3 separate regions of the Homo sapiens genome follow, and regions 1 and 3 are each linked to region 2. A link is a loop called in an ENCODE intact Hi-C map of the cell type or tissue named here. Cell type or tissue: lower leg skin. All regions are shown on one strand. Region 1 overlaps AFG1L (AFG1 like ATPase). Region 2 has its middle 7.9 kb from the start of OSTM1-AS1. Region 3 holds the start of LOC124901370 (a long non-coding RNA gene).

What was found. A loop is a pair of places that touch in the nucleus more often than their neighbours do. Peaks named below come from ENCODE experiments on the same cell type or tissue, not always from the same donor. Only the 100,000 strongest peaks of a DNase experiment are listed, where the experiment ranks them.
Region 1: it touches region 2 in a loop (4-fold over the local background); 98 of 110 quality-filtered maps call a loop at or near these places.
Region 3: a loop joins it to region 2, with 3 times the contacts of the local background. A loop is called at or near these places in 84 of 110 quality-filtered maps.

The regions. Positions count from the first base shown.
Region 1 is chr6:108,521,672-108,529,671 of GRCh38, reverse strand. AFG1L (AFG1 like ATPase) reads right to left here. Exons shown (of 13, transcript NM_145315.5): 13 at 3,671-7,375. The coding sequence ends at 7,247. Among named protein-coding and RNA genes, the nearest start is that of FOXO3, 35 kb to the left of the region's middle. In lower leg skin, no CTCF peak of the experiment used is centred here; no DNase peak of the experiment used is centred here.
Region 2 is chr6:108,111,771-108,119,770 of GRCh38, reverse strand. No RefSeq gene overlaps it. Among named protein-coding and RNA genes, the nearest start is that of OSTM1-AS1, 7.9 kb to the left of the region's middle. RefSeq lists an enhancer at 1,447-2,034 and a silencer at 1,839-2,128. In lower leg skin, no CTCF peak of the experiment used is centred here; a DNase peak (open chromatin) is centred at 4,774; H3K4me3 peaks cover 741 bases.
Region 3 is chr6:108,490,747-108,498,746 of GRCh38, reverse strand. The region is part of intron 10 of AFG1L (AFG1 like ATPase); the gene reads right to left. It overlaps LOC124901370 (a long non-coding RNA gene), which reads left to right and starts at 306. Exons shown (of 3, transcript XR_007059698.1): 1 at 306-7,392. In lower leg skin, no CTCF peak of the experiment used is centred here; no DNase peak of the experiment used is centred here.

The sequences.
Region 1 (8,000 bases), 410 kb before region 2:
ACCTTGGCCTCCCAAAGTGTTGGGATTATAGGCGTGAGCCATCGTGCCTGGCCAAAATAATGACTTTTTTTTTTTAAAGCTGTAAACTTCATTATGTCCCACATAGCATCTAGCAGAGTGCCTTGTCATAAGAAGCACTTGACAGTGTTTATTCAATAAATTAAAGAGTGAATCAGAGAAATGAGAACTATCTACTGCATTCCCAAAGGCCAGCTTGTCCTAGGACTCTCTGGAGTCTTATCCCCAGCCCCCAGGTGGATAATGAGAACTGGGAGACTCCAGAACTGATCCAGTCACTGTAGACGAAACCGTAGAAACATGCAGGACAGGCTGAAAGTCCTGGGATCACCTTTGCTCAAACTGCTCCTGTCTTCAGATTGTTGGATTTGCCATTCATTCCAATAACTAACCATTCTCCAAGTCCTGTCCTGCACTGATACTTATCTTGAACCCTTTCTCCATCATGTAACATGATTCTAATGTCTATCCCTTCTTTTCTGTTCCCAACATCACTGGCTCTTGTCGACTGCCAAGGGGCCAGTGGCAGAGTATTAGAGTACTGCAGCTGTGTGAGTGCCTGAGACAGTATCACTGCAAAAGGTGTAGCACTGCCAGAAAATATTTCAGTGTGGAGGATTGGGTTGGGTAACTATTTGAGACACACTGAGTTTACGCAACATTCAAAAGGAGAGATCCAGTAGGCAATTGGAAGTACAGAACAGGAGACTGGTGGAGTCAGGGATGGGAAGACACACTTGAGAATAACTGGCATCGGCTGGTATTTGTTGCTATGGACATCAAGAAAAGAGTGTGAAAAAGACGTTATGTGTGAAAGTACTTTGTATAATATTGGGTGTTGTTTTTTATAATCGCCATTTTTATGTGGATCCAAGAAAGAACTTAGATGGTGAGAAAAGGAAAAGGAACCAGAAGCTTTCAGAGAAGGAGGAGCTGAGACACAGGAGGAGAAGCTAAAGAAGAGAGTTGCAAGGTTGGGGCTGGGCTGGCAAAGTGCTTAGGGCTCAGAGCAGTAGGCAGCAACAAGGATGACATGAGGCAGTGGCTAGGGGGTCTCAATGGGTAGACTGGCTACCATCTTCTCCTGTATTCAAATTCCCATCCAGCTTGGCCCCACCCTTCCCATGCTTAGCACCCCCTCTCCACTCCAGTTGCCAATACCAGCTCTTACCAGTGGGCTCCAGTGGGCACATGGGAATCCTTCATCCCATTAGCAATAAACTCAGCCTTGTCCAAGGGTGGTCCAGGGACCCTTGAGGGACCTGTGACTCTTAGTGAGTCCATGAGGTCAAAGTCATTTTCCATAAAACCACTAAGACATTATTTACCTTTCTCACTCATTCTCCCACATGCACACAGTTGATTTTTTCAGGAGCTACATGATGTGTGATATTCCAACAGAATCTGTCTGTATTTTACTAAACCAGACATTGGCAAAAATTTAAAACAATGCCACTTTTCTCACTAACTTGTTTTTTGTTTTGGAAATGCTGTTACTTTTCATAATGCTATTTAGGTAATATTTCATGTGCTTATTGTTATTTTTAAATGAATTAAATATCTAACAATTTCTGTTTGATTTCTAATACTGGTGATTATATATCCCACCCACATAAAAGCTCTTTGGGGTCTGCAAGCATTTTGAAAGTGGAAAGTGGGGCCAAACGTGGTGCTCATGCTTATAATTCCAGCACTTTGGGAGGCCAAGGTGGGAGGATCACTTGAGCCCAGGAGTTCGAGACCAGCCCTGCCAACATAGCCAGAGCCCATCTGTGTTTTAAAAAAAATTTTAAAAATTAGCTCAGCATGGTGGTGCATATCTGTAGTCCCAGCTACTTAGGAGGCTGAGGTGGAAGGATCACTTGAGCCTGGGAGGTCAAGGCTGCAGCGAGCCATGATTGTGCCTGGGTGACAAAGTAGGACACTCTCTCAATTATTGTGAAGATTAAATATTTCAAAGTTTGCCAACCACTGATTCCAGTTCTTTGCCATCACATATGGGGTTGTGCAAAACAACACCCTTGTGCATACCCCTACACCCACATCTTTCCTGTTCTAGCCTCAAGACCCACGATGACTTTAAAATGGGGGCTACTATTATTACTACTACCAGAAGGGCTGCAGAGCACAGGGTCGGGATCCAGAAGACATATGCTTACTCGATATGCTTGTGAAACCACTTACCCTCCGAGTGCCCCAGTTTCCTCATGGGTAGTAGGATAATTGCATCTCCCTTGCAGAATTTGCTGTGGACGACGGATATGGTAGGAGCAAACGATCCTTCCGCCTTGGCCTCCTAAAGTGCTTTCTAAACTAGGAAGTGCTGCGTGGTTAACTATTTTGACGTTGTTAGTGTGGGTGGAGAAGAAAGGCAGAGGAGCCTTGGTCCCCAGGGAGGAGAGGGGTGGGCTCTGGGAGGTGACTTTGTGTGTGCCAGTGTGCTGATGACCTGGGCTCCAGGAATCATAGCAACAGCCTCTGCTCCCTGGAAAGTGCCGTGGTCTCTGCATCAGGCGCCCAGAGTCAGGACCCAGCTGCAGGCAGGGCTCTCTGTGCGTACCGGCTGTGTAGTCACAGGCAAGAGCTCCACGGCCTGCCTGATTGGCGGTGATCAACCCTGCTGCACCTTAGAATCTTACAAGGAACATTAACAAGTGCTGATGCTGGGGCCCCACATCTGACCCACCATACCTGACCCTGGATGTGGACCTAGGCCTAGGAATGTGTAGCCTTGAGAACCACTGGCCTTTTTTTTTTCTCCTGTCAGTTCATCCTACTGACCACAAGATGGTGCCCTCTTTCTGGGAAATCTTTGATGTTCACCAAACAAGCAACAATTCATTTTCTGTATTAATCCTGAAAACATGGATTTGAATTTAACAATCTTCTCCAGCATCTCATTAAGCCAGACCCGTGTGCTCTTGGTGTCTAGCCATTTAATGCGTATCTTTTCCCTTCTGTTAGAAACCAGTGGGTTGGAATGTGTCTTCTGTTTTGCATTCCTCAAAAGGCTATAACACAAAGCAGAAAGTAGGATTTATGATCATAATCATTAGTATCAATAACAACTGATGTTCGTTTAATCCTTTGCCATTTGCAAAGCGCTTTTCACCAACAATCCTCATAGTAACTCTATGAAATGGGCATTATGATTCCCATTTATAAGATGACACAACTGAGGCTCAGAGCACTATCTTGGTCGAGGTCACAAAACAATAATTAGCAGAACTGAATTTTCCAATGCCAGATCTCAAGCCCTTTCCACTGCATCATTAGAGACCAGCAATCAACCACCGGGAACCCAGAAAGTACAGCCCTGAGACAGGAAAATTCTCGGGACGACATCCAGAAAGCCCCCTAGGCAAGCAGGTAAGACAGACTGATGGCTCCATGCAGCACAGACGAAAGGTCAGTGGACAGGCATGTTTGACTGGACCGAATGACCAGCTAGGGCAACAGATGTGAGGGTCCTAGTGAGCTGCTGGACTGAGTCAGTAGACACTCGACAAGAGGGCAGATTTTAACATTTGTAATTTTCTGTTCCAGAAAAATGAACTGCTATATGCCAATAGGGAACATTCATCTTAATTCTGACTGTAAAAGAAGTTATAAACTCATTTCCAAAGAAAATCCTTTCCTACCAGCAAGTGACTTCTTTTGAGATTAGTAAATCTAATAAAGGTAACTTACAGACTTGCTGCAAGACAGATTCCCGTAACTGATCAAGAACCCAAATGTCAGGGACCCAGGCGCCCAATCCTTCTGCATGTTTTTAATCTCAGATAAAGCAGCCGTCAAGTGTAGGTTCAAGTTACTTGGACCAGCAATACTGTTTTCAGGACAGAGGCAATGAAATGGAAAATTTAATACGTTAGCACTTTGCTAATTTTATTGACTTCGGTTATATCTTAGCAATTCATTAATCTGTTTTAGCTGTTTTCTGTGTCTCAGCTTCCCTGTCTATAAAATGATTATAATGGCACCTATCTCATAAGACTGTTATATGGATCAAAAGAGTTTATTTATAAAGCACATAGAACCATGCCCAGGACACAGAAAACATCATGTGTTTCTTAAATAAATAAATGGATATAAGCACATCCACTTATTTTACAAGTGAAATTTTAATTTTTTTCAATATTCCAACTAATTTTAAAATTATGTCATTTGCACACTTATAAGTACAGGAAATATACTTTAAGAAGATAAAAGTATTGCCTTATTATTAAAATTTGAAGTCCCACTGAAAATGCATAAATTTGATTAAAATAATACTACAGTCTTTTTGGCCTCAGAAATAGGTTAAAAATTACTTAAGTCCATCCTGTTTTTCATCTCAGGATTAGTGATATCAGCAAATAAGCTCATACACTGCCTAAAGAAATATGAGAAGTGATAAGATTTTTCTTTTTCTTCTCTAAAGAAAGTTTTCCTTTTTCTCCGCTTGACCTCTGTTAAGTCTGGGAACTAGTCATCAGTTTGGAGAGCACCCTTGGCACATGATGTTTTCTCCTGACTCTAAAGACATCCCCCCGGTCTGTGTTTTGAATTGAGCAGGAGCTTTCCACAGCAGTACTCAGCTCAAACCTCCGTCTCAAAGTATACATTTAAAGCATTTCAAAAAAAGAGCATTTGCTGAGAGACTTCTATGGAGAAAGACTGGAATGCTGAGAATGTAATAGGGGCAGGGCTCAGAAGAAAGACATATAAAGTGAAATGTTGCTCTCCAATCTAGGGGTTGTTTTTCATGTTGGCATTACTTTTCTTTTAGTAGAGCTACCATACTGTTTCCTAGTGATGGCTATTCTTGAAGACTTGGGTTTTTTTCTTGCATGCTATTTTATGAAACCAGCTTTGGAGATTTCCAGCCACCATGGAACTCCCTCCCCTCCAGAGATCCAGCCAAAGCCTTCTAGCCCCACTTTCTGCATAAACCCTTCTCCCAGCTCAAAGAGCCTCTTCCACTGCAGCCAATCCCAGCAGGCCCCTGGAACTGGGGAAGGAGATTGCGGATTGGGGGCACAGAAGTGGGCACATGCTCCAGTTACTTAGGTGGAGACTGAGCTACAGTTTTTTTCTCAGGGTTTAAGTTCTTTCGTACCAAAATGACATTATAGGGAAGCTACACTGAGAATTACATAGGCTTCTATGCGTTTGACCAGCACCCCAACTAACATTACGTGATTGTTTCGATGGAAAAATGAAACTTTATTCCCAATATCTGACCTCAGATGAACTTTTATAACATAACTTGACAGGGGGACTCTTCTACATACACTCACACTCAGGGACAGGTCTGTCTATCGGTCATACTGTCCATCTATCTGTCTGTCCATTCACATGATTTTTTTAAAAATTAAGATACAGAATAATTACCAAAGGAATGTGAAAAGTAAAAAGCTAAGATCTAAAGAATAAAGTTAAACATTTTATATTCACTGAGTTCAAATCAATGGTTCTGTTGTGAATTTATCTTCAACTTCATTCACTGAGTTAAATGAATCAATTTTTAAAACAATCTCTTTTTTTTAAATAGTAAGAGTAAGAGACAGTGTGTTATAAAATATAGTATATGAGTTTTGTAGTTGTAAACTGTGAATCTCAGGTCAAGCTACTTAACTTTCCCAAGACTCAGTTTTCTTATTTTTAAACAGGGGTTATAATATTCACTTTCTAAGACTATTTTTTTTAACTGAGCTAATGTAAATATATAGCATTCAATCCAGCACAAAGTGGTTATTTCCCATCCTTTCTCCCTATTACGTAACCTCTTTGAAATTACTGTGTTTCACTTCAATAAAAATATCTTTAAACCACATTTTATTTACAGAAGGCTTGATTTAAACTCTTCTCTCGGCTTGGGTACTCATCCATCTACCTGCTTGCCTTAATTAGGTTAATATCTAAAAGAGACTATGTGATGGATTATTGACTAAGAAATTAAATAGGGCCATGCTGTGCCACACTACCCCTGCCAGGAGATGGCTAGAGTGGCCAAGATATAAAAAATAAAAATAATAATAAATAGAAAATAAATAGGTTCAAAGAGCTTACTTATGTTGACCATTGTATTCATTGGACTGACTCACCTATGCCTTACCTTCCCCCAAATGCTTAATTTTCACAAGATTTTGTGGATTTTATATTTTTTCTGTTTTTCACACTCATCCACAGCCGAAGATCCACTTTGTGACAATAGTTAGTAAAGCCAGGTTTTACTCAAAGAAGCAAAAGATGAGCTCAGTGAAGGACAAATCAGATTTCCTGTGAAGCAGGCTTGTCAGGCTTTCTTTCCTATTTCCTATTAGGTCCATCTCACGGCAGAGTTGGCGGCAAGGGCGGGGGCAGCATGCTGCAAGGAGAGCAAGTGTCTACAACAGTGAGAAGGAGCCTGCTGTCCACTGGGGTACGGCTGGCCTCATGTGAGCGGGAGTCTCCTCTGCTGTTGGAGTGCCTACGACTCTGACACCCACCCCCCCGCCCACACTCTCTCACTGGTCCCCATTCCTGGCTGCAGAGTTTGTAGCTCTGCCTGCAGATCTGCCTGTTGGCTGGAATTTGACACTTGCTCCTTATTTGATCCCATCATAATTTTCTATTTTTTTTTAGAAAACTTTGTGACCACTTGAGATCAAGTCCTGCCTACTAAACTTGATCTCAGGGTTAAAAACATATTCTTCCATTATGTAGAAATCTGAAGGCCTGGGAGATTTACTGTAATTCATAACCAAAAAAAAAAACCACATATAAGCCCATATTCTAAAATATTATCCCTTTTAGTTTATATCAGATTGGAAAACTGTCTTTGTTTTGAATTGAAACATAGGGCATTCTTCCCCCATTATAAAAGATGTATTTCTAACATGCCACCACCATGCAGCCAAAGCTTGAAGGTATCCAGACGTCTTGCATTTACTTGTGCATTCAAGGTTCATTCAGGTGGTTTAATGTGAAGCTAAAATGTCTGGTCCTACATTCATCTTCAGGAATGAGATGATTTTAATTTCATGGTGCAGAAATAAGGCCAAATAAGAAAAAGCAGACCTAAAAAATGTTAAGTGTTTAACTTACTAATCCACTAGATCCTTGAGAGCAATTTTAGATTAAAATGGTCCAGAGGACAAAGTGCATAATTAATGATGAGAAAATGATTCCTTCAAGTCCCACAATAAGGAGTTCTGCCTGCGTTAACCATTTGTCTAGAGTTTTATTTATGCAAAAGTGGCAGTTACTTCTTGGTTCTGTCTCCTTCATTCCAGTACTGTTCAGTCTGCATTTCCGTGAGTCGGGAAATTGTGCGCTGAAATGCAAAGATTTCCTCTTCTCCGGTAAACATGGAGAGTCCTTCTGCTGAATCCTGGTTATAAAACAAAGAAATTAAAATAAAGCTATCACAAATGAAAATTTACAGAACCTAAGTATAGGTTTAAAAAAACTTTTTAGGCTTACCGGTTTAGATTATGCCTTTTTTTATAACTTTTTTTTTCCATATACAATCTCTTAAATGAGACTAGAGAGTCAACCAATTTAAACTGATAGGCAGTAAACACATCAAATTATCAGAGAGAAAACTTAAAAGGGAAAACTTTCTCCAAAAGTGTACACCAGAAATAAGTAATGGCAAAAAAAAAACCAGTAGTTCTGAGAAGCTAGAAAGAGGCTGGTGTAGGCCTCCAGACAGGGTCCCAGTGCCTAAGGGGGAGGCCCTAAGGACAAACCTCTGGAGAGCGTTTTCCAATCCAACCAATGACTAAAGGAGAGCAAATGCAAATGAGCAGTGGGTCTGGGTTCTGGAGAATGTGCCTGGGATCTAAAAGCCAGGGCTGAAAGGCAGGGCTGTTTTTAGTCTTCAGCTGCTGGGACAACTGATCCCACCATCTAGGACCAAATTGGGAAACTCTGTCTCTGTGAGGCTGGTAACCCCAGACTGGTGATACCAACACAGACTCATGGCCACTAAGTGGGCTTGGAATTTTTCTCTT
Region 2 (8,000 bases):
CCTGTAACACCAGGAAGACCCGACACCGGCCCACGCTTCGATTCCAATTGCGAAGTGAGACGTCTTTAAAAGAAGACACCACCGTGCCCGGGGTAGAGGTGGGGGACCGAGTCGCACCTCCCATTCCCCGGACTTCCACGGTGATGGACTCAACCCCTATAGCACACCTTCCTCGCTCCAGATGCCCGGAATCTCCCCAGTGCTGGTGGTGCTGCGGTAGACCTCCCTCGGTCCCCTTCCTGCACCCTGCCCCACGCCTTCCTCGGTGGGGGGCGCCCTGCCACGCCTGCGCTGGGGTGGGCACCTCCGCGTCTCCTGCCCGATGCGCGCCCGGGCGCCCCGAGCCGCCCTCCTCCGCTCGCCCCCTCCCCGCCTTTGTCCCGCTATCGGACCCCCGCCCCTCGCGCTGCTCCTGTGAACCGGCTGCCCGGTGCGAAGGCGGGGGCACTTTTCAATGCAGCGCCGCAGCTCCCTCCAGATTTGTAATCCGCCAAAAAGCCGCTGATTGCCGCAATCGTTACTTTTCATTAAAAAAACTTAGAAGCAATTTGGGAGAACCCTTCTCAATGAATACATTTACCCCCGAACGGTCTTTATTCTCCGCCTCCACTTGATGAGTTTCTCTGGCACGAATCGGTTCTTACAGGCACAGAATGGGCAATCCCTTGATCCCCGTCAATTGTCATCCCGAGTCGGGGCCACTTTGACCGCCAATAGTGGGGAAGTCAGAGCTAATCCTCAGAAGGAATCACGGGAAAAGAAAAGCAACAATAACCAAGTCAAGCGTAAAAAATGAAAGAGAAATCTCTATTATCACTCACTACATTTCCCAGCTATGTACTGAAAAAATCAGCTCGCTTGTCATTCGAGTCAGACACCCGCACAAGAATATGAGGTCGTGGTGGGTTGGTAGACTCACACGACGTAAGGGACGATATTTGAGAGCGAAAGGCCTCTCTTCTGCCTCTGCCAAATCCCCCTCACATCCGCCATAACCATTAAATACAGACTGACTTTATTCTGTATGGGGAGGCCAGGGGTGGGTGGTGAGGGAGCCCCCAGCTGTGCCTGGATACAAAAAAAAAAAAAAAAAAAATCCCTGGAGAGAGGGGTGGGGGCGGGGTGTGGATGCGAAAGAAACGCGCCCCTAGCCGGTACCTCCCGCTCCGGGCCCCGCAGGCGGCTGGGCCTCGTCAGCCCGGGTTCAGCCGCCGCGCCGGCCGCCCCCTGCGCCCCCTGCGCCCCCTGCCCACGGCCCCCGCAGCCCGGCGGGCGCACGGCCTCGGCGGCTGGGTCCTCGCGCGGGCGCAGGTGTGCAGGGCAAGCGCGGACGGGCTCCGTGGGCCGCCGGCGAGGCAGGCGCAGCGGCTTGCCGGGCCGCGGAAGCCCGCGCGGTGAGACCCATGAGTGTGCACGCGTGGCTCCTTTCCACGCCGACACCTGCGATTATGGACGGGGGCCTCGATTCCTTTCTGCTACAGCCAAGTGAGGGCCAAAGTTATTTCTAAGAAGGCCGGGCAGAGCAGGTCGCTGGGCGGATTCCCGGCGCGGCCGCAGCATCTCCGGGAGGGGTCGCCTCAGAAGCCGCGCGCCCCTCTCTCCCTCCCTCCCTGTCTCATTCTCTCCCTCGCTCTCTCCCTCTCTCCCGGAGAGGAACTTCGAGGGCGGGAACTGCTCCGGCGCTCATGGACTCGGGGGCGGCAGCCCGAGCCTCTCCTTGCACCGTGTCTGGGAGGGCCTGAAGCCCAAACTCCTCGGGCTGAGAAGGGTCCGGGGCCGCAAGGTGCACGCGCGGTCCTTGCTGTCAGCGGCCTTTCCGCGCTCTCGCGCTCTGCAGGCCAACTTGTGCTTCTGGGGTACTTTCATTTTCCAGGGGATGGGTGGAGAGAGCCTCCACCGGCCGGCCTCGGGGCGGTGGGGCAGGGCCGCGGGAGGCGCGGAGGCGGTTCCTTCTTCCCCTTGTCCGACCTCACCCGGCCCAGGAGACGCCGCTGCCCCGCGCGGCCGGGCTCCCGCCTCGCGCCTCAGCCTCTCGAGGCACCGGGCTGGGTGGGGCAGTGCCCAGCTCCCGCCTCACCCCCAGGCACCCTCACTCCGGAAGCCCTCCGTGCCTCTCCCTTTGGGGAAACCTCTCTGGCCTGTCACCTCCCCTCTTCGCACCACACGCACATCACACACCGCTCACACATCACATGTGTACTATTACACACACTACATACCATTTAGACCAACGTTCACACGTTTGTGCCTATACCAAGAAAAAACACATTTACACAGCAACAAGCTTATGTAGAGTCACATTTACACGACAGCTGGACTCACCTGCACACGCATACACAAACACACACACACACACACATACTCCTGCGCACCCAGGCACACCCCTGCGCGTGCTTTTTGTACCAGCTTGCGCCCTTGGGTGCCCGCGGACTGGCTCCGTCCCGAATGGCAGGTCAGGAGTGGGGAGGACTAGAGGGAGACAGCCTGGTGGGGGTCGAGGACTTTGGCCGTGGGACCTGGGCCTCCTTGGGGATTCTTGTCTGTGCAGATGTCCCCGAGTTTCCCTTGGGGCCTGAATGCACTCGCGCCCTTCACCCCGCGGACGCTGCACCGGAGTTGGGACCTCCCCAGGGATCCTCACCCACTAGACCAGAGCCCGCTGCAAGGACTGGGCGGCGGGTTCCACTCACCCGGCCACCAGACACTCGCCCACGTGCCCCTAAGGGGGTGGGTGAGACGCCTTCGCGTGGCCGCGGGAGTGGAGGTAGGATAGATAGGGAAGAAAAGGGGATCCGACCCGAGTAACCCCCGTCCCCGCCCCAGTTGGGCTGCCCGGGCCAGGGAGGACGTCGTAGAGGGCGGGAGTGATTGTCGCCTTCTACAAAGCCAGTGAGAGCTTTTAGTGCTCCCCAGATTTACATTAATGCGAATCTCCGCTTGGTCCGCAGTCTGGAAACGGTGCTTGCCGAGAGGCCGACACTCTGCAATCCTAATTAGTGATTTTTGTCCCCTTGTTACTGGGCTCAGCATCTCATGCAAATGAACTCTTCATTTCAGCCACATTACCCCAGCTCCAGAATTAACTGACTCTTATCTTTAATGATATGCTGCTGAAGTTCTCCGAGCCCGGCTAGCTTTTTATCTTGATTACTCTAATCAATAAGAAATGATAGAGTAGAATTATAAACTCTATTGGCTTTTAAATGTTGCCGACAAGCCCTCTAGATGCCATTCCTGTTCATTGTTATTTATTAAAATGATCCTCAGCCTAACAGCGGATGCAAATAGGCGAACAAGAAGAATTAGCCTTGGGACTCCTCCCAGCCAGCCCCTGACTCCATTGCCCCCCAATCCCAAGGGAAGACTCCTTACTGTTGGGGCTTGAAAAGGTGGAAAATAAAGATATTTAAAAGTGTTTAAAAGAAATTTGCTCTTGTAAAGGGGCCAGAGAAATAGAAAGACAATTTTTAAAACACCAGGCCCCCACCCCATCCAGGTAGTCTTAAAGGTGGAAGCCTCGAAAAAGGCACTTTGAGACACAGAGCCTCATGTTCTGGGAATAACTCTCTCTCTCTTTCTCTGTCTCTTTCTCTCTCTCTCTCTCTCTCTCTCTCACACACACACACACACACACACACACACACACACACACCCCTTCCACCCCACCCCTTTCTGCATACCAGTATCTATAGGCTTTCGTGTGTGTATGTGTAATTTCAGACCGACCTTGGGAAATGCAATTTCCCTCACATAGTTCTCTTGGGTGAAAAATGGTGCTTGAGTCCCTTCGAGTGTGCAGAAGCAGCCCTCGTTGACCAAAGCGTCAGGGCGCCTCCAGTGGACAGTTTTGGGTTCCTCGACGTCCAGCACCAGGTGGACTGAGACCTAGAACCTATCTTCTGGCCTCAGGCAGTCCCGTCACCGACACCCGGCCAAGGTCCCGGGACCCCACAACCCTCCCGGGTCACACCTTTCTCGCAGGCCCAATTTGAGAGGCATTGTGTTTCCCAAGAAGTCAAAATAGAGGGTGTGGGACATTTCTTCTTTCCTTTGCTCATAGAGAGTGAAAGGTGTTTTGTCGTGAGGTATGTCGGAAAAGGCTATGAAACATCCCTCCTCACCCTCGATCAGTGCATTACCCGGCCTTCGCCCCCACCTCGGCTCTGAGTTTCGTCTCGGGTAGAGTGGGAACTTTCAGGTCGCCCCGTGAGGGCCAGGGGCTGCTGAGAACACCTGGCCGTCATCTCTCATTAGAATCATGTACGAATTTCACTAGCTTTCGTTTAGATCCAATGCAAACCTATTAAGAGCCTACTCTGCATTAGGCACTTTGTCTGGGGCGCAGCCCAGGCTCTGAGGCTTAGGGGACCTTTTCCCTGGCTTGCTTGAGCCTCCGCCCCCTCGGAGCTTTGAATGGGTCCTCAAAATCCCCGGCATCCAAAGCCCTGAAAGCGCGCAACCCGGAGGCGAGCACACACAAACACACACGCGCCACAACTCGGCCTGCCCCTGTCCTGCAACCCTGCGGGCGCACGACTGTCTGTCTAGATCCTTTTACGCACAGCCCTACTCGCCCACCGCTAGGCGACCCGTCCTCAAGCAGCCGCGCCGTCCCTCTAGCCCTCGTAGCTGCGATTTCCGTTCTTTTCTCCCCTTATCCCTCAGCACAGCCCAGTGAGCAACTTGGCCCTCTGGCCTCGCCAGACGGGGAAGCTAAGAGCTAGGGTTCCCCAAGGCTCCTAGCTGCTGAGCGGGTACCGGCAACCAGCAACCCGCCGACGCAAAGGCGAGAGGCTGCGTGCGCGCTGGGAGCGGAAGGGGCTGGAACGCAGACTCAAGTCCTTGCCAAGGCCGCGGTCGATCCGTGGAAAGAGAAGTTGGAAATCGCAGGCAGGCTAAGCCTTTTTTTTTTTTTTAATGACACGTGGGGGGAAGGGCTGAATGTATGAAAATCATGTAAAATTTCTGTTCTTAGCAACATCCTTGTTATTAGGAATGATGACTAAACCGCCAGGATTATTCTGGACTGTAAGTTATCAAGAGCCCACTAATTTCACATTAAAGCCCATTGACTGCAACGGCGTGATTGAAGGGTTTTTAACAATTAACATAATCAGAAAATGAGCTGAGATAATTTTTATTCAACTCATTACTTTTTAATCATGTATTTCTTTTAATTAATATCTTCTCCGTGAACATAACACAAAGCGGAGCCCCAGTGCTGGCCCAAGCCAGCCTGCGGGACTGAATTTGACACAGCCAAACATTTCACCAGCAGCATTCATTGCATCTCTATTGTGGTGTGGGCGAAATAGAAAAATCTTGTCCAAAAGTCACCATGTTGTTTTGAAACACAATTTTAAAAACAGGGGAGGGCGTTGGGAGCGCACAAGCCATACGCTTTCAATTCGACTTGACTTTCATATTTGGGCGCCTCTCTTGGTTTGCAGCCAGAGGGACATAAATGGGAAGAAACAGAAGAAGAGGAAGAAAAGGCTTTTGGAGATGAATGTCCCATCCTGGCTTCGCAGGCGAGTGGGCTTTGGTTGTTTGCGCCTAGTACACTGGCTGGCTGGTGGGACAGCTGGAGGCACAGACCTCGGCCTTTGAGTCTTGGCCCCGCGGACAAACCTGGCCTAGACCGTCAGGGCTGAGACGCTCAGGCCCGTCCACCACCACCACCACGCCACCTCCTGGGCTCTGACCCAAGCAGGCGAAGTCCCTCGGCTCCCCAAGCCCGCCTGGAAGTGGGCGGTGATTGCGGGACCCTCTTTGGGCAGGATTCTGGATTACCGCTGCCGTGCGCACTACCTAGGCATTTGCATTGCAGCCTGGATGCCGTGACCTTGCCTGTCCCCCAGCACTTCCTAGTATTCCCAACCCGGGAGACTTGCTCCTATTCAAATGCCTCACATGTGGTGGAGAACGAGCATTTATCTGTGGCACAGGGGGTTCCAGCCTCCCCCATGGAGTGTCCAGTCTCCACTCGGGCGACTCCGACCCCGAGGCGCATCTCGCCCTTGGGCTGACCACGGCATCTCCCACACCTCCCAAAAAAGGCTGTTTCTGGACTAAGATCTCTGGCAGTAGGGGAGCCGCATCAGTCTCGGAAAAAAGAAACAAAGCCGACCCCTGGTGGAAGAAAACGAAAGTTTAAGAATATAAGGTTTGAGGGAATCGCATGCTTAAACTTCTGTACAAGAAAGAGTGGGGAAGAAAGAGGGAGTAGAGGGGAAGGAAAGGATAAATAACGAAAAGGAAAATTGGAAGACAGAGAACAGGAGAGGCTATATAGCAGATGGAATTCAGGTGGAGAAAGCTGGGAGGAATGAGGCTCAGAGAGACTGACCTTTTATGCCTTGATCAAGCTTGTTTCCTTAATCCTTGTGGCCTGGCCAGTGTCAGGGGTCAGGCAAGGACACCTAATTTTCAATTTCTCTCCAGTGTAAGTCTGGAAGTTCTGTGATTACAGAGGGCAGATCGAGGTTTCTGTTGGACATTGCAACTACTGTCTGCCTGCCCTAGAGAGCATCCAGAATCTTTCTTCTCTTTTTTCCAAACAAACCTCTACCTCCCATCTTGACCTCTCAGTCTTCTACAGGTGATGGCAACTAAGACAAAACTCCAATCTATAATGGCTAGAATACAAGCCCCAATCCTCTCTGGTATTTATCTGTTATTCAATTTTAGCAGGGAACATCTGGGGCACAGGTTGGAGCCCAAGGGATAGAGGAATTTCAGACACTAGAGCAAAACAGTGAAGGAAGGGCTGGGTGCAGTGGCTTATACCTGTAATCCCAACACTCTGGGAAGCCAAGGCGGGTGGGTCACCTGAGGTCAAGAGTTTGAGACCAACCTGGCCAACATGGTGAAACCCTGTCTCTGCTAAAAATACAAAAAAGAAAAAAAAAGTTAGCTAAATTAGCTGGGCGTGGTGGCAAGCACCTGTAGTCCCAGCTACTTGGGAGGCTGAGGCGGGAGAATCTCTTGAACCCAGGAAGTGGAGGCTGCAGTGAGCTGAGATGCACCACGGCATTCCAACCTGGGTGACAGAGTGACACTCCATCTCAAAAAAACAAAACAAAACAAAAACAAGGAAGAACCACTGTCCTGAAGCCTCTGCTGATGTCCAGAGCCAAGCAGTTAAAAAGAAAAAAGGAAAGAAAAAGTGACATCAGAGATAAGATCTCACTGGTGAGCGTATCACTGTCTACCTGGAGTGAGCACTTTGGGTTAATCAAGGAAGAGCAAAGGTGGCATTAGTGTGGCTGAGCTCCTTCTAAAGCCTCTCTTGAATCCACAATCACTATGTGCCTCCGTGTTTGCTCCCTCATCTTTCTACCTTCTCTCCCATACTCTCCTATGTGTACTGATATTCCACAGGGACTTCTTTCAAACCTCCTATTTCTTCTGCATCCATGTCAAGCCACAAGCATTTTCTTTTCTTGGAAACCACCCTAATCCATTCATTTATTGGAGGCTTACCCATCTTTAAGGTAAAGCTCAAATGCCACTCTTCCAAAAACGACTTCCTTGTCATTTCTTCCACCTTTAAACTCTCCTCATATCATAACTAACTTTTCCTTCAATTTTCTTCTTATATCATAACTACCTCATAAGGCAGTTAATTGTATACATCTTTTATTTTTTCTACTAGTTTGTAAGTACCTGCAGCTAGTATAGGCCATGGCACTGAATCTAGGACTTTGCCCTTGCCCTGCATCAGTTCTCAGCAAATGTTTGTTGAATTGTTGACCATTTTCTTTTTATTTATTTATTTTTGAGACAGAGTGTCACTCTGTTGCCCAGGCTGGGGGGCAGTGGCACGATCTCGGCTCACTGCAACCTCTGCCTCCCGGGTTCAAACGATTCTCCTGCCTCAGCCTCCAGAGTAGCTGGAACTACAGGCATGCACCACCACACCCTGCTAATTTTAGTATTTTTAAGTAGAGATGGGGTTTCACCATGTTAACCAGGCTGGTCTCAAACTCCTGGCCTCA
Region 3 (8,000 bases), 380 kb before region 2:
TGCCTCAGCCTCCCAAAGTGCTGGGACTACAGGCATGAACCACCGTGCCTGGCCGATATATTTCAAAATATATTTGTAAGTTTATTTTTCTTCTCATGATTATATAATATACAGAAATATAATGAATGTTTTCACCAAACTACATATCGATGCTGCCAAATCATCTTACATAACCCTGTGTATCACATAAAGGATATCATTTTTGATGTGTGAGATCTTGATCACTGTGACCAATACTGATTTAAATACAATGTTGCCACTCACCCTTTTGTTCCCAAGCATTCATTATTTAAAAATGTTTGGGTTATTTAAAGATGTTTACTTGGATTAACTAAAAAATTCTCTAGAACTAAATTATGATAATTTAAAACCCACTGGAGAATTGAAGAAGGCCTATGTGGGGTGAGGGGTCATCTGATTATAGTAATGGCTGCAATTGTTCTTGCCTCCTTGTCCATATCCTTTGGATTGCAACTTTCCAGCTCTTGCATTGTGACGTGGAGTCTATTCTTTACCATGGCTCAACTTTACCACGGCCAACAGAATGAAGCAAAAGTCACAGTTTTCAAGTTCTGAACTTAGGTCTCAAGAGGCTTTGCATGCTTCTGTTCACTCTTTTGCAATACCTCGGCTAGCCTGCTGGAGGAGGAGAGAACACAAAAAGGACAAAAGCCAAGAGAGCATCCTAGGCTGCATACAGCCAGCTGGCCCCACACAGATGAGAAGAGCCTAGCCCAGTGCAGCAAATTGACTGCAGATGCACATATGAACCCAACAGAGATCCAAAGAACTCCCCCATAGCCTGTAGACTAGAGGGTAATAACAAATGCTTATTGTTACTCAGTTTATGTCATTGAATTTTGGGGTGATTTATTATGCAGCAAGAGCTAACGAAAACACTATACTTGCTACAGAGATTTACTAGTGAAAGCTTTTAAGTCATTAGCAAGTCCAGCCCCTGCAGAAAAATATGATCCAGCTTTTATAGTTAAGAATTAGTTTTGCATAATTGATAAGTATATTTAAACACATATATCATCATTTATTTTATGTTCATTTATTTTTATAATCAATTTTGGAATTTTTATGGTGTAATATAAAACTTATTTCCAGAAATAAAACTTATGATTTACTGTATACAAGAACTAGAAGGAAAAAGTTGGTAAATTTTGTGGTATCGTTTTAGAATACAAGACATGGACCCAATCAAATACAAGCAGAGAAATGCAGGGAGAGAGCAAACTGATATGAAAAAGGAATTAAGTGAGACAAGGATTGACTACAATAAAACTAAAATTGTAACAGCATTGCAACAGAAAAAAAATGAATATAGAATTTGAATAGACAATTCATGGAGCAAAGAATATAGTAAGTAAAAGAGGCTAATAAACAAATGAAAAAATAGTCAAGCTCAGTAGTAATAAAGAAATTCTTATTTCAAAGAAATAAGAATGTTATATCATTTTTCAAATAGCAATTTGGCAAAGAAAAATAAATTATGCAATTTGATGCCGGCAAACATGTAATGCAGCATCCATCGCTGCTGGAAGAGCAAATCAGTTTAGTTGTTCCTGAAAACAGTTTGATGGGTTGTAGTAAGAGCCCTAAAAAAAAGTTATAAACTTACACCCATCATTTCACTTCTAGAAATCAATCAGGAGAAAGTGATCAGAAATTCAACCGAAGGTTATACATAAGATTATAACTATGTCACCAAAAAGCAACTTTAATATCTGATAACAGAAGAATGGTTCAATAAATTAAGGCACATTGATGTAATAAAATAATATGTTGCCAACAAATAATGGTGTCCATGAAAAATATTTTATGATATGGAAACATGCCATGATAAAAAAAACTAAGTGAAAAAGCATAATGCAAAATTATATGTTTGTTTTGCTCAAAATATATATGCAGAAAAAAGCATAAGTAAATATATTTAAAATGTTACTTGTTATTTCTAAATGGTTGGAGTGAAAGACTTAGAGGTATGTTTAATAATCTTCATTTTTTTTAGATTTGTCAGTATTTTCCAAAGGAGAAAGAAGCAAAATAATGACAGAAAAGAGTCAAACCAAAATAATGATGTAGAAAAACAACATTAAAGATTTTTATTAATTCCAAAGTATATTTACTGTGCGTTATTTTTCAGCTATTTCATCCCCTGCATCTTCCCTAATATTACAATACATCATGAATATGTAAAATATTCAACACAAAGCATATACTAAAGACCTTGAGGAGCTACAATGCCATTTACATTTGCTGTTGCCACACTCATTTACGTCATTGTACAAGACAGGGAGTTCTATTCACCTCAGTGTCCCCAGCACCTAGCACAGACTAGGGAACAGAGTTTTGCATAACACACAATTAATGAATAAATAAAGACACTATCACCAAGTCTTCAAAATCAATTATAACTATTGAATGCTTAATAAATATGAGGCACTGTATTAAATCCTACAAGAACTTTGCAAAACACAGGGAAAAGACATTTCTCTACTCCTTTGACCACACTAACAAACAACTAAATTACATGCACAGTATATCTATGGCAGTTGCAAATATTTATACTTTTGTTTTGCATTAGTTGATCCTCCTATGTAACTAAACCATAGCATAATACACTTTTTGAAACCATAATTAGTATTGTGAATTCATGCATTGTGCCCTATGAATAATTAAAGCATATGATTACTTTTGAGTACTAAATGGCACTTCAGTTAGTAGCATCCTTGAGTATGTTATTCTAACTCAAAATTCAAGTAGGATTATCTAAGGCTGATTCTTCTTATGATAGATAATGATGACATTCTCCATCTTTCCACCTGAGCAATTAAAAAGTTTAATAGTCTTTGATGTGGCTGGTTATCTGAATAATTTTCTTAACAGGAACAATTAAAATCCACTTACTCGATGGTTTGTGCATTCTCCACTATTGTTTCAAACTCTTTGTTTCTGTGGAAACCTGATGAAAACTTAAAGAACTTTAAATCTATAATGACTTTGCAAAGAGTATTTGTTTTCCTTAATTACCAAGAGTATACAGCTTGATTATATGTAGCCCAGTTTCTCTAACAAACTTAAAAATAAAGAGCTTGCTTGCTGTCTTTTTTCTCCTATATGTGAAATGGTCCAGTTGTCTGCTTTGGTATCGACCCTGGTGCCAGAAGTGGGAATTTTCTCAATGCCACACCAATGTGAAATGCACGAGCATTACCATCAGACCACCTTCTGCCCTACAATGATCCACTTCAGTATACCCAAATGAGCTGTCAGCTGGAGTTTCTTTTTCCTCTGCCTCACTAATGCTCTGCTCTGCTACCATTATTTCAGCTGAAGTAGGACGATTATGATTTCAAGCTCTATCTAGATTATACGGTCCTAAGGGTTACTCTTTATCTGTATAGACTCCTCCTTATAAACCCTTTGTAGGAATACGCTGATAGCTGTTCATTAAACAAACATGCGTGGTATCTTACTTTATTTACATGGCAATGACAATACTTCATATCTTAAAGAGAAGTACCTTTTAATAGAAAATGCTTGAATGGAATTAGGATGAATGTATCCTTTTCAAAACAAACTGAAAATATCACACGAATTGATGTTAAGACTATTTTTATGTGCCAGATTCCAAAATAATAAATATAATAATTAGAAAAACAAGGCTGGGTGTGGTGGCTCATGCTTGTAATCCCAGCACTTTGGGAGGCCGAGATGGGTGGATCACTTGAGGTCAGGAGTTGAAGACCAGCCTGGCCAACATGGTGAAACCCCATCTCTACTAAAAATACAAAAAAAATTTAGCTGGGCAGGGTGGTGCACGCCTGTAATCCTAGCTACTCAGGAGGCTGAGGCAGGAGAATCACTGGAACCTGGGAGGCGTAGGTTGCAGTGAGCTGAGATGGGACCACTGCACTCCAGCCTGGGTGACAGAGCAAGACTCTGTCTGAAAAAAAAAAAAAGAAAAGAAAAGAAAAAAAGAAAGAAAAGCAGAGCACTGAAATGTGTGTATTTGCAGAGTAAATAATTTCCCAAGATTCATATGGCACCTCAATATGAGAAATCTCACGAATATGAAGTCCAAACACCCAGCTGGGAAATATCTCACCATTCTAGAAAATATCACCAATTCTTAACACATTCTGCTTCTCAGGGTGTTCTTTGGAGTGCTGAGGGAAAGTTTTGCCATTTGATTTACACAGTCTCAATGGCAGGAGGTTGGTTCTACCTAAATCTGCCAGATTTTTGCTAAATTCTCATCCCCTTTTAATGGTTAATACAGTATTTTTTTGCGGGGTGGGGGGGGCATATTTTGCTTGTAGAAACAATGACTTAACAAAAAAATCAATGTGACAAACTAGAGGAGGGTACACTCCTCTACTCTACTCGACCAGCTTTGTGTATGTAATAAAGAGATCTCCAAATTCTGGAGATGTCTAATTCTGGGGATCCTGAAACTGACAATTTTCTCAAGACACAAGCCACATCAAGTCAGGTCTATCGAATCAGATCTACCAGGTGAAAAGCACCGTGCTGGACTCACTGGGGCAGGGGAGCAGGGGGAGCGGGGATGGAAACAATTGGCATAAAAACAGAAAACCAAAATGAAAATGTGACGCCAGGTGTGGTGACTCACACCTGTAATCCCAGCAGTTTGGGAGGCCGAGACGGGCGGATTGCTTGAGCTCGAGACTGGCCTGGCCAATATGACAAAACCCCATCTCTACTAAAATACAAAAATTAGCAAGGCATGGTGGCACAGGCCTGTAGCTACACAGGAGGCTGACGTACAAGAATCGCTTGAACCTGAAGGGCGGAGGTTGCAGTGAGCTGAGATCATGCCACTGCACTCCAGCCTGAGTGACAGTGAGACTGTGTCTCAAAAACAGAAGAAAAAGAAGATGAAGAAGTAGGAAATCGTCCTAATTAGCATCATCATCATTAATGAGCATCGCTAAATGTAAGCATCAATACAACTCCAAGACAATACATAACAACTGCAAAAGCATATCCACGACATGGTAAAAATTAGTGGAATGGGTTGTACTAACCACCTGGGACTGAATGAACCAGACTATACCTTGCTAATTACCTGGTATCTGTTGTTTGGTAGACATCTAAAATCTAGGAGAAGTCAAGTTGCTCCTTTTGGAAATGGGATAAACTGGGTTCGACCGTACAACAGAATTAACAACAGCAAATGAGCTAGTGTAGCTCAGAGCCCCCACTCAGAAAGACCCTCCATATTTCTAGAGTTAGAAAGTCTTGCCTAGCTTCTTTATTCAGCTTAAGTTTTCAGCTTAACTGTAGTGTGAGGGGCAGTCAGAAGGCAGAGGGAGTCTGTGAAGAACAAGGCTGCTGCTTTGGTTTGTGAGGCTGGAGGAAATGGGTCTTCACACACCTTGGCTCACCATGTTCTGGAAGCTATCTTCACCACCAGACGATTTAGCCTGGCTCGACTCTCCTCCTAGTTCTCACAGTATCTAAGGTTTCTGAATTAAAGAAACCAGAGGTTTAAGCTTTGGAGTTTATCAGATGCTGTGGGAACACTTCGGATCACTAGGTTTTGATTCTCACGGCTCCCTTGCTAAGATTTGTTTAGCTTCAGGCCAATCCTAAGCAAACCCTGTTCTAGAAAAACAGGAACAGCACAAGTGAGCTGGATAGTACATTACAGTAAGCATTTAGCCTAATAAAAGAACCCATACTTTCCAGATCCAGGAACACAGATAATATAACATTTTTTAAAAACATGCCGTTACAAATGTATGTCTCTCTCTGTGTGTGTGTGTGTGTGTATAATTATTTGATTGGTTAGTTTAATATTTTTGAGAAGCTTTTTGTTAAAAGGCATTTACTTTAACATGATCCTGTACTGTTAAACATGTACAATTCACCCTTTAAAGTCATAAAGAACAAAGAAAAAATTTATTGTAACTGCATTAATAGCTAGTCCTGTGAAATTACTCTGAATATTAGCAATCCAGTAGATACAAAAAAAAAATACTGGCAAGGGGAAGAAAAATAGCCCAACTGTTGCTAGAATTATTTCACAAGCTCCTTTGTTAAAATAATGTTGTAATAACTCCTTCTAATTTCCCACTGGAAAAGGTATTTTCTTAGCTAGTTCAAAACAGAAGGAAGTTTAAACATTATCATGAATGCCTCAGACATAGTGCTGTGATATCTGATTGTCCAGACTACAGAACATAATAAGTGAATGTGGCCAAGGCTGAAATATGTTTCCACCACTTTTGTATTCTCTTTCTGAATATAATGATTTTAATAAGAAAGTATATAATAATGATGAAGTAATTAGTACCAGCATTATTCTACCATAATCATTGAAATCAGTACTTAATCATTAACATAATCAAGCCATCCTGATTGTACCCTCAGTAGAGGGCAGTATTTGCTACATCTCCTTGGGAGGAAAGACTTGTACATTTGTCTGGCTTTGAGATCTACCCAGAAGAAATGGGAAAGATGAGCTGCATAGTGCAAGGTCAGGTTCTAGACTCTCTGACACCAGTCTTGCATGTGCATGTGACATGAAAGGTGAACCAGTGTTAACTTTTTCCTTTGGAAATCAGAGCTAAGTGGCACAAAAAGAGATATTTAGGATCCCAAAATGAAAAAGGAGAAAAGGCTTTAGAATAGCTAAGAAGTTATTTTAAATTTGAGAACTGTAACTTCTGAACACGTTAAAGTCTTGTAAATGCAGAGGTTTTGTTACTTTTGTTTTGCTTTTTGCTGTTGTTTTTGTTTGTTTTGCTTTCTTTGTGAGAGTCCATTGGAAAGAAATGGAACTCTCTCAGGCTTGGATATTTGAAAAGCTTAATCAGAGCTGGAAAAGAAGTGGATATTGAAGAGTTGCTTTCTTCCTCCCACTCTTCTGCTTTCCAAATCATGGAAATACTCAGTTAAAAATTCTAATTCATATTCAAAAGATATTAAAAAGTGAATCAGGGCAAGACTGAATATCTCCCCGTGCTGCTGGAATAAAGGGCCAAGCCCTTCAAACTATGAGTAAGACTAACAGAATTATTCACTTCATCTTCTTGCCAAAAGACAACCTTGAATTATCTGCTGCCCAAATTTTATTAAAAGATAAAAACATCCATGAAAGGCCGGAATAACATGCATCTATTCAATCTCTAAACATTTAGAACTATTTTTTCTGGATCAAGCCAGATAAATAAAGAGAAAAGCTCAGCTGTAAAGTACTATTTTTGCCCTTATAGCATAGTTTCATTAAACTTTACTTTGTCATTATGTTTTCAGCTTGGATATAAGAATCTATCAGATACAAGCATATGTCGGCAGCAGGAATGGTGCTGAGGAAATGTCTCCTGGCATCTTTCAGAAGTCCATTTATGAAAGGTACAAGTGCCAGTAAAAATCATCACTTCTGAGTAACTGGTTTGTTTTTATCTTCTAACTTACTGAATATCTTTTCCCCTCTTTGGCTGATAGAAGGCTGAGTGTTGACTTAATTGTTTGATTTTAAGAACTATGTAGAAGTTTATGATGTAGATTTATGTATATTAACTTTTCTGTCTTTCAGCTTAAGTATTCATTATTTTCCCTTTGTCCTGATTTTTAAAAAATTTAATTCTGTGTGTATATGGTTGTGTGTGTGTATCTGTACACACATATAAAATACTTTTTGGAATCAGATAAGACATAAATAAATCCATGCTAAAATTATTCTATTTCTGCTTAAAGCTTATTTCATCTGCTTTCAGTTAAACAGGAGGCAAAAGAGAATCAGGGAAATAAAATGTCAGTAAGAACTTCAGATAATAAACAGCAGTGCCTCTTTTGATTTTGTTAGTTACCAAGTATGTACTGAGCATCCGTCAGTAGAGAGAGATATTCTTAGAGAAGGTGGGTTTTCAACAGAGGGAAATAGCCCAGTGTAGGGAAGTAGAAATCTATTTCATGAACACGAAATTGAATGGAATTTGGCATAAAGAAGTAGCCTGAGA